3 separate regions of the Homo sapiens genome follow, and regions 1 and 2 are each linked to region 3. The links are chromatin contacts, found by Hi-C or POLR2A ChIA-PET in ENCODE. All regions are on one chromosome and are shown on one strand. The core of a region is the stretch at or near the end of the contact, and the rest is flanking DNA. Distances in the headings are between cores, read along the strand shown. Region 1 has its middle 13 kb from the start of FOXN3-AS2. Region 2 has its middle 73 kb from the start of FOXN3-AS1. Region 3 has its middle 140 kb from the start of FOXN3-AS2.

Evidence for each region. A loop is a pair of places that touch in the nucleus more often than their neighbours do. ChIA-PET counts read pairs that join two places held with the same protein, here RNA polymerase II (POLR2A). Pooled maps may share reads with other maps.
Region 1: a loop to region 3 is called in a map of CD4-positive, alpha-beta T cell, with 2.3 times the contacts of the local background. The contact joins two enhancer-like sites. A Hi-C loop is called at or near these places in 1 of 168 maps with a recorded cell type or tissue (CD4-positive, alpha-beta T cell) and 4 of 50 pooled maps. POLR2A ChIA-PET finds 5 or more read pairs at or near these places in 5 of 52 experiments (CD4-positive, alpha-beta T cell, CD8-positive, alpha-beta T cell, H1 and 2 more).
Region 2: a loop to region 3 is called in a map with no recorded cell type, with 2.4 times the contacts of the local background. The contact joins two enhancer-like sites. A Hi-C loop is called at or near these places in 1 of 37 single-sample maps with no recorded cell type. POLR2A ChIA-PET finds 5 or more read pairs at or near these places in 2 of 52 experiments (B cell and activated B cell).

The regions. Positions count from the first base shown.
Region 1 is chr14:89,587,735-89,591,272 of GRCh38, reverse strand. It overlaps a transcript of FOXN3 not described here. Among named protein-coding and RNA genes, the nearest start is that of FOXN3-AS2, 13 kb to the right of the region's middle. Within about 2 kb of position 1,837, at least 6 of the 41 ENCODE cell types and tissues checked have a DNase peak (open chromatin) inside an H3K27ac peak, as active enhancers do.
Region 2 is chr14:89,488,495-89,492,229 of GRCh38, reverse strand. It overlaps a transcript of FOXN3 not described here. Among named protein-coding and RNA genes, the nearest start is that of FOXN3-AS1, 73 kb to the right of the region's middle. Within about 2 kb of position 2,354, at least 5 of the 41 ENCODE cell types and tissues checked have a DNase peak (open chromatin) inside an H3K27ac peak, as active enhancers do.
Region 3 is chr14:89,718,122-89,721,730 of GRCh38, reverse strand. No RefSeq gene overlaps it. Among named protein-coding and RNA genes, the nearest start is that of FOXN3-AS2, 140 kb to the right of the region's middle. Within about 2 kb of position 1,575, at least 14 of the 41 ENCODE cell types and tissues checked have a DNase peak (open chromatin) inside an H3K27ac peak, as active enhancers do.

The DNA.
Region 1 (3,538 bases), core at 588-3,087, 130 kb after region 3:
TCAGTCTGATGTCTCATCTCTTCTCCCTTCCAAGCTGTGGCTCCCAGGGTTGAGAATATGAAGATCAAACTTTTCAGTGTGGATTCTGTAGGCTGGAAATAAGGCGATCCCTTTTCTGCCTGTCGTAAAGGTCACAGCCGACACTCCTATACCAAAAGACAGATTAACAAGAGTAAGCCATATCAAATTTAGTTAATCATAGCCTTATGTGACACAAGAGCCTTTGGAATGAAGACCTAAAGATACAGAGAAAGCTATCCATTTTTATGCTTAGGTTTGATGCATAATGGATAGTTGTGTAGAGCGGTGATTGGACAAGGAGAGAATGACCCCAGCAAGGCCTGACCGTTCAGATTCTTCCTGGCCTCTCTGAGTGGCATTCTTTCACTCCAGGTAGGGGGTAGACCTCCCCTGGAATGAGGGTCTTATGACCTACTATCAGACAAGGTAAATCAGAGAATTTCTTGCACAGAAAGGTGGGGATGGAGGGGAAGGTTAGAGATGTATTTCTAGGTTTTACGGCTGACTCTCGGGGAGAGGGGTTCTGGTTTCTATGTCCTTCTTTGGGGAAGAGGAATTCTAGTTTCTATGGCTTGCCTCGAGGGCAAATGAGGGGGTGAGAGACAGGAGAGCAGGAGAAAGTCAGAGAGGGACTTTGCTTCTGGGGCTACTTCTGAAGCATCCACTTTGTTGTATTGTTTCCTGAGCCCCAACTAGTCTAACTAAATTCCCACACGTCATCCCCACTTTCTCCGTATCTGATGCCTCTGATTCCTGAGCCTTCTTAGGATTCAGTGGGGTGAATGCATTTGATTCTGCTCCGTTCTCCCCTCTGCCGGAATTTTTGAGTGTCAGCTTTCCTCCTTCTGCCTGAGTTCATCTGTCACTCTTCCATATACCCTCAGTCTTCCAGAAATTACTCCATCTTTCTCATCTGCTGGGTCTCCTCTCCCTTTCTCATTGTCCCTGTGGGTTAACGTTAACTCTCCCAGGGCCAAAAGGATGACTTGCACGTCTTCAGTTTGCTTACAGGGCAAACATGAAGGCTTAAGAATCATTCATTGATTGGTTTGCCCATCTCCATAATCATTGAAATACTCTGCCCTTTTTCCATTTTTGAGCTTAAAAAAAAAATGTTCTCTATTGTGTGTCATTGGCAGGTGGGTAGATTCAAATGGTAACATCGACTTGGTGCCATATCCAACTCTTAGTAGGTTCCTTCTCCTTTCGGCTGCTTAGATGCCCAGGAAACCTGGGGCCTGCCCGGCATCAGTCCCTCCCCTGTGCCAAGCACTGCTGCCCTCTTTGGCCAAGCTGCCTTGTTTCCAAACTGTTCAGAAAGGAGGAGTCAGGAGGGGAAGTTGGGACAGCTCTGAGGTGCCTGAAGGGGCTGAGTTTCTCTTCCTCTCCTAAGCAGAAACAGGGTGCTCTTAAAATAGCCTTTGGAGCTTTGTGATGTGAATACAACCACACAGCCCTTCTCAGAATTTGCTTATTATGGAAAATAAAAATCACTAGGAATAGGCACCCCCCGCCCCCCCGCCCCCAATTCATTCTCATGGCTGATTTTAAGAAGCTGCATCTTGACTGTTGCTAGGTGGTTTCAGGGTAGAAAGCATCCAACTTCCAGTCCTGGGCTGCCTTCACAGCATTTCAGATTCATGCTGCATGGTGCGGCCGCAACTGTTCGCCTATAGACCTCGGCTGGGTGTGCTTTTTCTTCTTCTTCCCCTTATGCAGTCGAAGCAGGGAATAGGAAATGTTTCTGAGGCCTGGCATGGGCTGTGGGATTCTCAAATTGTGAGGACTACCACGACCAGGCTCAAGGAACTGGTGGTGCCTTCTGCCATCTTGAGATTTTTCAAAATGAGACTGATTTGACTTTTATCAATGATTTGATTTTGTGGAAGTTATTAAAGGTTCTGACAAGTTTATTGTGTTTTTAAGTGACTCACACCTGTAGGTAAATCTGAAATGCTTTTGTAAGTCTGGGTAGTGGTCTGGAGAGAAGGGTGTGTCTTTTCTAGATATTAGGAAAACACATCATCTCATACAAGGGCAAGAGTGTTTTGGTCTCATGATCTGGGAGTGCACATGGTAAACAGCTGTGCTGGTTAATTATTATCAGAAAAAAAAATGACTGCAGTTCAAATATTTAATTTTTTTTTGGTAGATGTTTCCCGACCTTGACTTGGTTTATAGTTAATAATACCATACAGCAAGTCACTAGATTTGTGGCATATGTTTTGCAACTAGTTAATCTTTGAGGGCACACTAAGAAGTTGCATGGTGAGAAGCTAGACATTGTACACCCTTTAAAAGATGTGTGTTTGATTAGGTTTCACAAAATTCCAGGCTAGAAGTATTTCAGTCATGGGAACTAGATGGCCCAGTTGTCTGGGTATTAAAGTGTCCCAAAATCATTGTTTTTCAGAGGAGCGTTGGCTTTGCCCCTGGGTATCTAACGCCTTGGGTTTCCATCTTTGCCAAATCCTTCTTCATGAAGACAGCAGCCCTACCCCTGCTATGTCTTAAATCACATATCTTCATACTTAACTAGCTATATAGGAGAGCTACCATCCAGGTACTGACCAGGAGTTTAACCACAAATATACTGCTACCCAACACCTTTCCAGTATTTGGTTGGGCATGGTGATATCTGTGGAGGATTGCTGGTTGTCTGACCTGTTCCTGAATTTAACCTGGCCATTAGTGAGCTCTCTACGTAACATGATGTTAGCCTAGAGCACTCCCTGAATTGTCCTTTATCTTGGTGCTATCGGGCGGTGTTGATGGTTGTTAAGTTGCTGGATGCTGAAACAGAAAAGCTGACAAACACCCATTGCTGAATTTTTACTTTACCCAAGTCACGATTCCTGGGCTTTTTTTGTCCTATATTAGGTGATTCTTGCATTGCTATAAATACCTGAGACCGGGTAATTTATAAGAAAAGAAGTTTAATTGGCTCACGGTTCTGTAGGCTGTACAGGAAGCATGATGCTGGCGTCTGCTTGGTTTCTGGGGAGGCTTCAGGAAATGTACAGTCATGGCAGAAGGCAAAGGGGGAGCAGGCATGTCACATGGCCTGAGCAGGAGCAAGAGAGAGAGGGAGGAGGTGCCACACACTTACAAATGACCAGGTCTTGCGAGAAGTCACTATTGTGAAGATTGCACCAAGAGGATGGTGCTAAACCTTTCATGAGAAATCCATCCCCATGATCCAGTCACCTCCCACCAGGCTCCATCTCCAACACTGGGGATTACAATTTGACATGAGATTTAGAGGGGACACAGATCCAAACTATATCAGATGCTAAAACAAAAAAGCCCCCATATGCCCATTGCTCTATCTGTTAATTTACCCAAAATTATGATTCCTGGGCTTTTTTTTTTTTTTTTTTTTTTCTGAGACAGAGTCTTACTCTTTCACCCAGGCTGGAGTGCAGTGGTGTGGTCTCAGCTCACTGCAACCTCTGCCTACCAGGTTCAAGCAGTTTTCCTGCCTCAGCCTCCTGAAAGCTGGGATTACAGGCACATG
Region 2 (3,735 bases), core at 1,105-3,604, 230 kb after region 3:
GAGGGGACCAAATAGCATTGGTAGGAGAGAGTTTACATAACGTTCTGTTATTGTGTTTGAAGGACCTTGGAAAACTTGGGCTCAATAACCTGGGACTCTGACACTGGAGAACAAAAAAGTTTCAGTGAACTACTTGGATGACTAGTTCAACTTTTGTTTTTTGGGGAGTGCTGGAGCAGGCCTTTCCAACAGTCAGGACGTTTGTGTATGTTTTTCATCATACAGAAATATTTTCCAGTGTAGAAACAAACCAAAACAAAACACCCGTCTATGCTATTTTAACTCTTTTGTAAGAATAGAAAAACACATGAACCTAAATGTAAAGCGCTAGGCTGAACTCGTCATTGGAATGTGAAATCTTGGCAGTACTTAGAGGAAACTCAATCGCTTCCATTCAAAGGGCCAGGAAATTGATTTAGAAAAAATAAAATAAATTTGAGGGATTCCCAAATAGTGGCAAGGTGGAATGACTAAGAGAAGCATGAAGGTACAGACGGATCTTATTCCCAGTCATAAATGGTGGTAAAATGGTCCGAATAAACCTCCCGAGGCAGAGCTCATCTGGAGTCTCCATTGCCCAGAACTTCTGAAGATTCCCAGAGACCACAGGATGAAAGGTTGGCATCCAGGGCTTTCCACTTTGAGTTTCTTTCCAGCTTCTCGTCTCACTGTGTTTTCTTTTCCTTGGGCATCCTGTGCCCCTGTCCATGGGTCCTGAATTCTGTGCCCTGACCATACTTGAAAGCACATAGGCATTTGCTCTCACCGTTACCTCTGTCCAGATGCCTATAGTCCCATCTTTGCTTTGCAAGGCCCAGCTTAAATTCTGCTTCCTCTGTAAAACCTTACAGATCTCCCCCTTTCATTGAAATGATTTCTCCATCCTCCGCGTTCACTTAACCATTTATTTGTCAATGATCATAGCACATATTGCATTGTATTAAGGTTAGCAGTGGCCGGGAGCAGTGGCTCACGCCTGTAATCCCAGCACTTTGGGAGGCTGAGGCGGGAAGATCACCTGAGGTCGGGAGTTCGAGACCAGCCTGACCAATGTGGAAAAACCCCGTCTCTACTTAAAAAAAAAAAAACAAAAAACAAAATTAGCCAGGTGTGGTGGCGCATGCCTGTAATCCCAGCTGAGGCAGGAGAATCGCTTGAACCCGGGAGGCGGAGGCTGTGGTGAGCCGAGATCGTGCCATTGCACTCCAGCCTGGGCCACAAGGGTGAAACGCTATCTCAAAAAAAAACAAAAATGATTAGGAGTGTATCTCCTTAACTAATATGTAAATGTATTAAAGACAAGGGCCATGACGTATGTACTTTTGTAGGATTCGCCATACCTAGAATAATACTGTAATGGAACTGTTGTATTTAACTGAATTCTTAAAACCTTGTAAAGATATACATTGTGGACCAGTTGTCAAATGCTTCTGTTCTTTGAGCAAAAGGAATCTGTTGGCTGCTGAGATTCCGAAGGCTGTGTCTGTCACAGCACCAAAAGCATCTGGACCCATTCAGCCACTTTCAGATGCTTCCAAACTTCCTGCTGTTTGTCATCGGCTAAACTCATGGAACAAACCAGGTGAATGGCTGATCTTTTTCATATTCATAGACTCACTAGATTTTAGAGCCAGAAGGAACCTCAGGGAGCTAAATTCATTTTATAGAGGAGAGAATTTTAAACCTGAACTGCCAAGTGACTTCTTCAAAGCGAGAGAGTTGGTTAGCGCCCCAGGTGTGTGGACCTAGCTTAGCCGACAATACCTCCACATGCTCCTGTCTACCAGGCCTTCTTGGCATGGCCTTGGGTTCCACTTAAGGCATCAGGGATCAGCTGGTGCTTTCTGCCCATGTCTGACATGCTTTCTATATGTAAACACCGTCATCCAACAACAATCCGTTCACCACTCTTTGCTAAACGCTGATATCATTGGGATAGAATTAAAAACAAAAGTGGACTGGGAGTTGAGCTCAGGGGAACCAGGAGCAAAGCTAACAATTCATTAGCCGTCGCTGAGGACACGGCAGCTGCTGAATTCAGGCAAGTTCAGACCCTTAAAAAGAGTGGAAAAAAGAAAGCACATGCCTCCCAGCGCCTGGGCACCGTATCACTGGGCCAGCTGGGCGCAGCACTGTGGCAAAAAAGATCTCTTCGTTTTCAGAAATCTGAGCCTCCGACCTTGCAGACAGGGAGGGGAATGTGGCTGCAACTTTACTGCATTTGGCATTACGTTTTACTCCTGCCTGCAGTTGTATCAGACACAGCTCCTGTGTGGAGTCCATGAGGATCTGAGAAAAGAACCAGCCCTCCAAGCTGACATAGGAGCAAGCTGTCTCAAGAAAGATGTGCGTGCATGTGTGTGCATGCGCGCGCGTGTGTGTAAGGCTTGCATCTGAGGCTGACAGGCTTTTTAAGAGGAACTCTTGGTTTCTGTGTAAATGTGTGCCTCTTCTGCCCAGAGTTAGCCTGTTAAGGGAATAAAGCGCAATTCAGGTTTTGGAGTTGGAAGCCTGATTAATCTCTCTGCCAGTTACATATGGAAATAAATTAGTAAATGGTCCATCTGGGACTAAACTACTGCAGAGATGATAAATTATTGCCATCGTATATGTCGGTGTTGCTGAAGACTGAGTTGTGCTCACCAGGAGCTGCTAAAACATAACTAGATGCTCTATTGTGGTTAGAGGAATATAAAAAAATTTTTTAATTACAAGTAAAAGATTTACCTTGAAATGCTTTTTGGGAGAATGGTTTGGTTGATGCCAAGTTTGTTCCTCAGAACTGCTGTATCTGCAAATATTTAAAAGGAGAATCTCAAGGGCATCAGAAACATGTTGCTTTTATATTTTCAAAGGCCAGTAGGATAACAAGTGTTAATTAGTAGCCAAACGCCTCGATGAGGAGGATAATTCTATACCTCTATATAGTATGGCACTTTATAATTTTCACAGCAACTTCATTTCTATTTTCTTATTTAAATTTCCAAGAAGGTGGGGTAGGTCAGTGCCTCTTTTTCTTGATAGATGAAAAACTGAGGTTCAGGGGGTTTAGTGCCTTGTCCATAATGACTCAGAAATTTGAGTGGCAAAGCTGGCATGGGTAAGCAGAGACTGCCAATTCTGAATCCGGCTTCATTTCAATCCTAGCCTTGGTGTGACATGAAAAACATTTTCAGTACCCCCTTGTTCACCTACCAACATCGGGAAATAAAACCTTCTATTTATGTCCATTTTCTAGAAGCAATGCCATACCAACTTGATCATGAGAAGCATTTTTTCCTCTAATTGGAGATGTATTAATTTAACTGTTTTGGTGACTAAGTCATACCCCTCTCAACTTGAGTGACAGTGTTTTTTTAAAGCTAAAACCAGAGATGTCCTCAGGGGCTGTCGAGGCGTGGTAACATTTTGCCCCTTTGCAGAATGGCCCGAGGTGACTGTGACTTCCAGATTCTTGTACCTACTTTAAAATTTTGTGTGTGTGTTCTTCCTCCTGGACAAATCTTCTGCTATTAATCATTGAAGCAGTTGCGGTTCTTCCCTCTAGAAAATGCACTGCCGAAAGTACAGAAAAGTAAACTGGATGTAGTTTTTTTTTTTTTTTTGAGATGGGGCAATGGCACCATCATGGCTCACTGTGGCCTTGACCTCTAAGTTCAGATGCTCCTCCCTCTTCAGCCTCCTAGGTGGCTGGGACTACAGGCGTGTACCACCACACCTATTTTTTTGTTTTGT
Region 3 (3,609 bases), core at 326-2,825:
TAGCTTAAGGGAAGAATCCCAGCCCAGAAGGCTGACAGTCGGTCACCCTGGGTCTGAAATTTGGGTCATGGTCTTAAGCCATCTACCCCTCTGCTGCTTGGTTCAGCTTCTTTCTGATTCTCTGCCTAATTCCCCCCTCAGACTGGCTTTCCATCAAGCTGTGTCGGGCTCCAGACCATCCTCCTAATTAATACATGCCAGGTCCCATGAGTTGACAAGCTTTCAATACAAAGAAATAAATGATATAAGCCAGGATGAAAAGCAGAACAAAATAAAGATAGCAGGGGGTGTTTGGAGTGAACAACATCATGAAACGGGCCAATTTCAGAGACTTTTTGGAAAAGCGGAAACCTGATGTGTTAATTAGGAGTCTATTTCCATAATAAGACTGCTCAGAGGAAGGTAATAGAAGAAACAAAGGGGCAGTGGCAGGGACTGGTCAGGCAGGATGGAAGTTACAGCTTAAGGAGAGGGGAGAGGGCTTATTATTGTCTGTTGTCTTCTGTATCTCTGGGGTCTGCTGGCTCCATAAGACAGGGGGCTGCCCCTTCTTTGTTTTGTAAAGCACCGTGAATAAAGAGCTTCGGGTATAAATAACAATGTGGTTTCTGGCCCCAAGACCCGATTCAACAGGAAGTACTGCAGCCTTACCAGCTCCAGCTGGTGGTAGATTTTGACTTTTCAGGGCATACTCTATTCAGAGGAACTGTCTGCTGCTGAGATGAGCCAATATAGTGGTTCAAAACAAGAGGAAGTGTGGCAAGGAAGTGAGGTGCCAATGCACCCGCAGTGAGGGAAGGGCACTTGTGAAGCCGGAAGCCTTCATCTGGCCTCAAGCAGCTAGGTTTGGGGGATTCGAGCAAGGGTGCTGGAATCAGGTAGATGTGGGATCTAACCCCCAGCTCTGCCGCCTGCTGGCTCTGTGGTTAGGCCTTCCAACTGGTATGCTGAGCTGAGAAAAGACAGTGTATCTTCTCCACTACTGCCAGATTGATTTTTCAAAAGCACAGCTTTGAGCATCTCTTCCTGCTGTTTGGAGATGGCAGTGGCTCCCAACTGCCTAGCAGAAGCCAGTCCACTGTGGGGTTGGCCAAGTTCTGCACTTCAGGGACTTTGACTGAGAGGGTGAACCCTCCTAAACCTCGTGTTCTTCTTCATGAAGCAAGGATGATAATAGGCACTGTATTGTTGGGCCACTGTGAAAGTTAAAGGAGATAATTCACGTAAAGCATGTGGCACATCATAAGTGCCCCACTAACAAGAATCTTCACGACTGGTTAAGAAACTGCTTGAGTGCAAAGCCCCATTCTTCCTTTACCAGATGTGACCTTGGGTACATTTCTTAATTTCCCCATTGTATTAGTCCGTTCTCACATTGCTGCAAAGACACTACCCCAGAATGGGTAATTTATAAAGGAAAGAGGCTTAATTGACTCAAGTTCAGTGTGGCTGGGGAGGCCTCAGGAAACTCACAACCATGGAGGAAGGGGAAGCAAACACGGCAGGAAGGAGAATGAAAGCCAAGCAAAAGGGGTTTCCCCTTATAAAACCATCAGATCTCGTGAGACTTATTCACTACCACGAGAACAGTTGGGGGAAACCACCCCCATGATTCAATTATCTCCCACCAGGTCCCTCCCACCACAAATGGGAATTACGGGAGCTACAATTCAAGATGAGATTTGGATATGGACACAGCGAGACCTTATCACCCATCCTCAAACGCTCACCTGTAAAACAAGGTTGTTGAGAGGATTCGATGAACTGATGTATCTAAAGCATCTTGACCAGTACTTAGTGCTCAATAATTTTAGTTTTATGACATCATCATCATCATTATCACTGCTTCCTCCATCACCATCATGATGATCATTTAGATCTGGGAGAAAAAAAAGAAATAAATTGGGAATATACTTATTGAAATGAGTCCCTGAAGTTGCTCTGGGGGTCTAGGAGTGGAGAAGGGGGCTGAACGCCTCCATCCCTCCTCTCCACAGATACTTCTGGTAGGGCCTGGGGTAGTTGGGACCAGTGAGGGCTTCAGGGACTGGGTGTGCCTGTTGCATCTGGCTGTTTTCTCCTGGCTTCTGGATCTAATGCTGGGCACCTGTTCAACCCAGGCCAACTGGAAGGTGGGGGTCAATCTTGCTGAATGAGACTATGGTGGTTGTGGTTGTTAGATAGAGGACACGTGCTTCCTCTTTCTGCTGTCATGAGAGTCCCTCAGGGAAAGTTCATGACGAGGTGAAATGTTACTCTGGTCTCCTGTTTTTCTTTTTCTTTTTTTTTTTTTTTTGGAGATGGAGTTTTGCTTTTGTCGCCCAGGCTGGAGTGCAATGGCGCAATCTCGGCTCATAGCAACCTCCGCCTCCCGGGTTCAAGCCATTCTCCTGCCTCAGCCTCCGGAGTAGTTGGGATTACAGGCATGTGCCACCACGCCCGGCTAATTTTGTATTTTTAGTAGAGACGGGGTTTCTCCACGTTGGTCAGGCTGGTCTCGAACTCTGGACCTCAGATGATCCGCCCACCTCGGCCTCCCAAAGTGCTGGGATTACAGCATGAGCCACCGCGCCTCGCCTGTCTCCTGTTTTTCTATCTGAAGGTAATGACCACTTCACCCATTTTGTGTGATGTTGGCAAGGCTGCCAACAGTGTGACCCCACCCCATTGCTGCGATATAATGCAACCCAAGCAAAGTGAATCAAAATCATTATAGGGAGTTTGCTTGAGAGCTAAGGGTAGGGGTAGGGGTGGAGGGAAGTGTCCTTCTCCCTTGCCCTAGGATGCAGAGATCTAAAGAACACAGGAGGCTGAAGATGCCAGACAGGGGTCCTTGCAGCCGTGTTGGAGAGATTGGAGAGATTCTGCTTGAGAGTGAAGTCAATCAAAGTCAAAAGACAGAGCCCTCTTATCATTGTTTGAGCCACTTGATACAGCTATGCCTGAAGGTGGTCACCCCCAGACTTCCCAGGTACATGAACCAATTAACTCCATAAAGCTGATTGAGTTGGATTTTTGTCACTTGTACTAATGAGTACAGTGCCTTTATTTGCAACTGTGAGAAATTTGCTTCATATGCTTTAAACTCATTTGTGTTAGGAATAATTAGGTTTTTTAAATTTGTGGAGGGGCTATCTAGGAGTGGGGAATAGAAAACTGAGATGCAACAGAAGGCAGAGAAGAAGCTGATGCTTTGCACTGAAGCCTTGGAAAAGATCAAGGAAGCTGAGAGCTGGTAGCCAAGGGCCATGGAACAGCCAGCTGTGTTGATGGAAGGGAAGAAACAGGGTCACCTGTGGGAGGAGCAGGCAGCACAGGCAAAGACATTAGGCTATAGTGTTTATGGATAAGGACCTATATAACCTTCTATGTGGTGGCACAAATTTGGCAAATCACTACTCAGCTATATTAAGCCAATTCGATAAAAATTACTCAAAGCATCTCAATCAAAAAGGCAATGTCAACTTGGAGTCACACAGCCCTGGGCTTAGGGCCAGCTTTGGGACAATCTAGTTGAGTGACATTAAGAGAATTATTTGACATCTCTGATCCTCAGTTCCATTTCTGCACCATAGGGATAATAATGCCTTCCTCACATAATAGGTGATG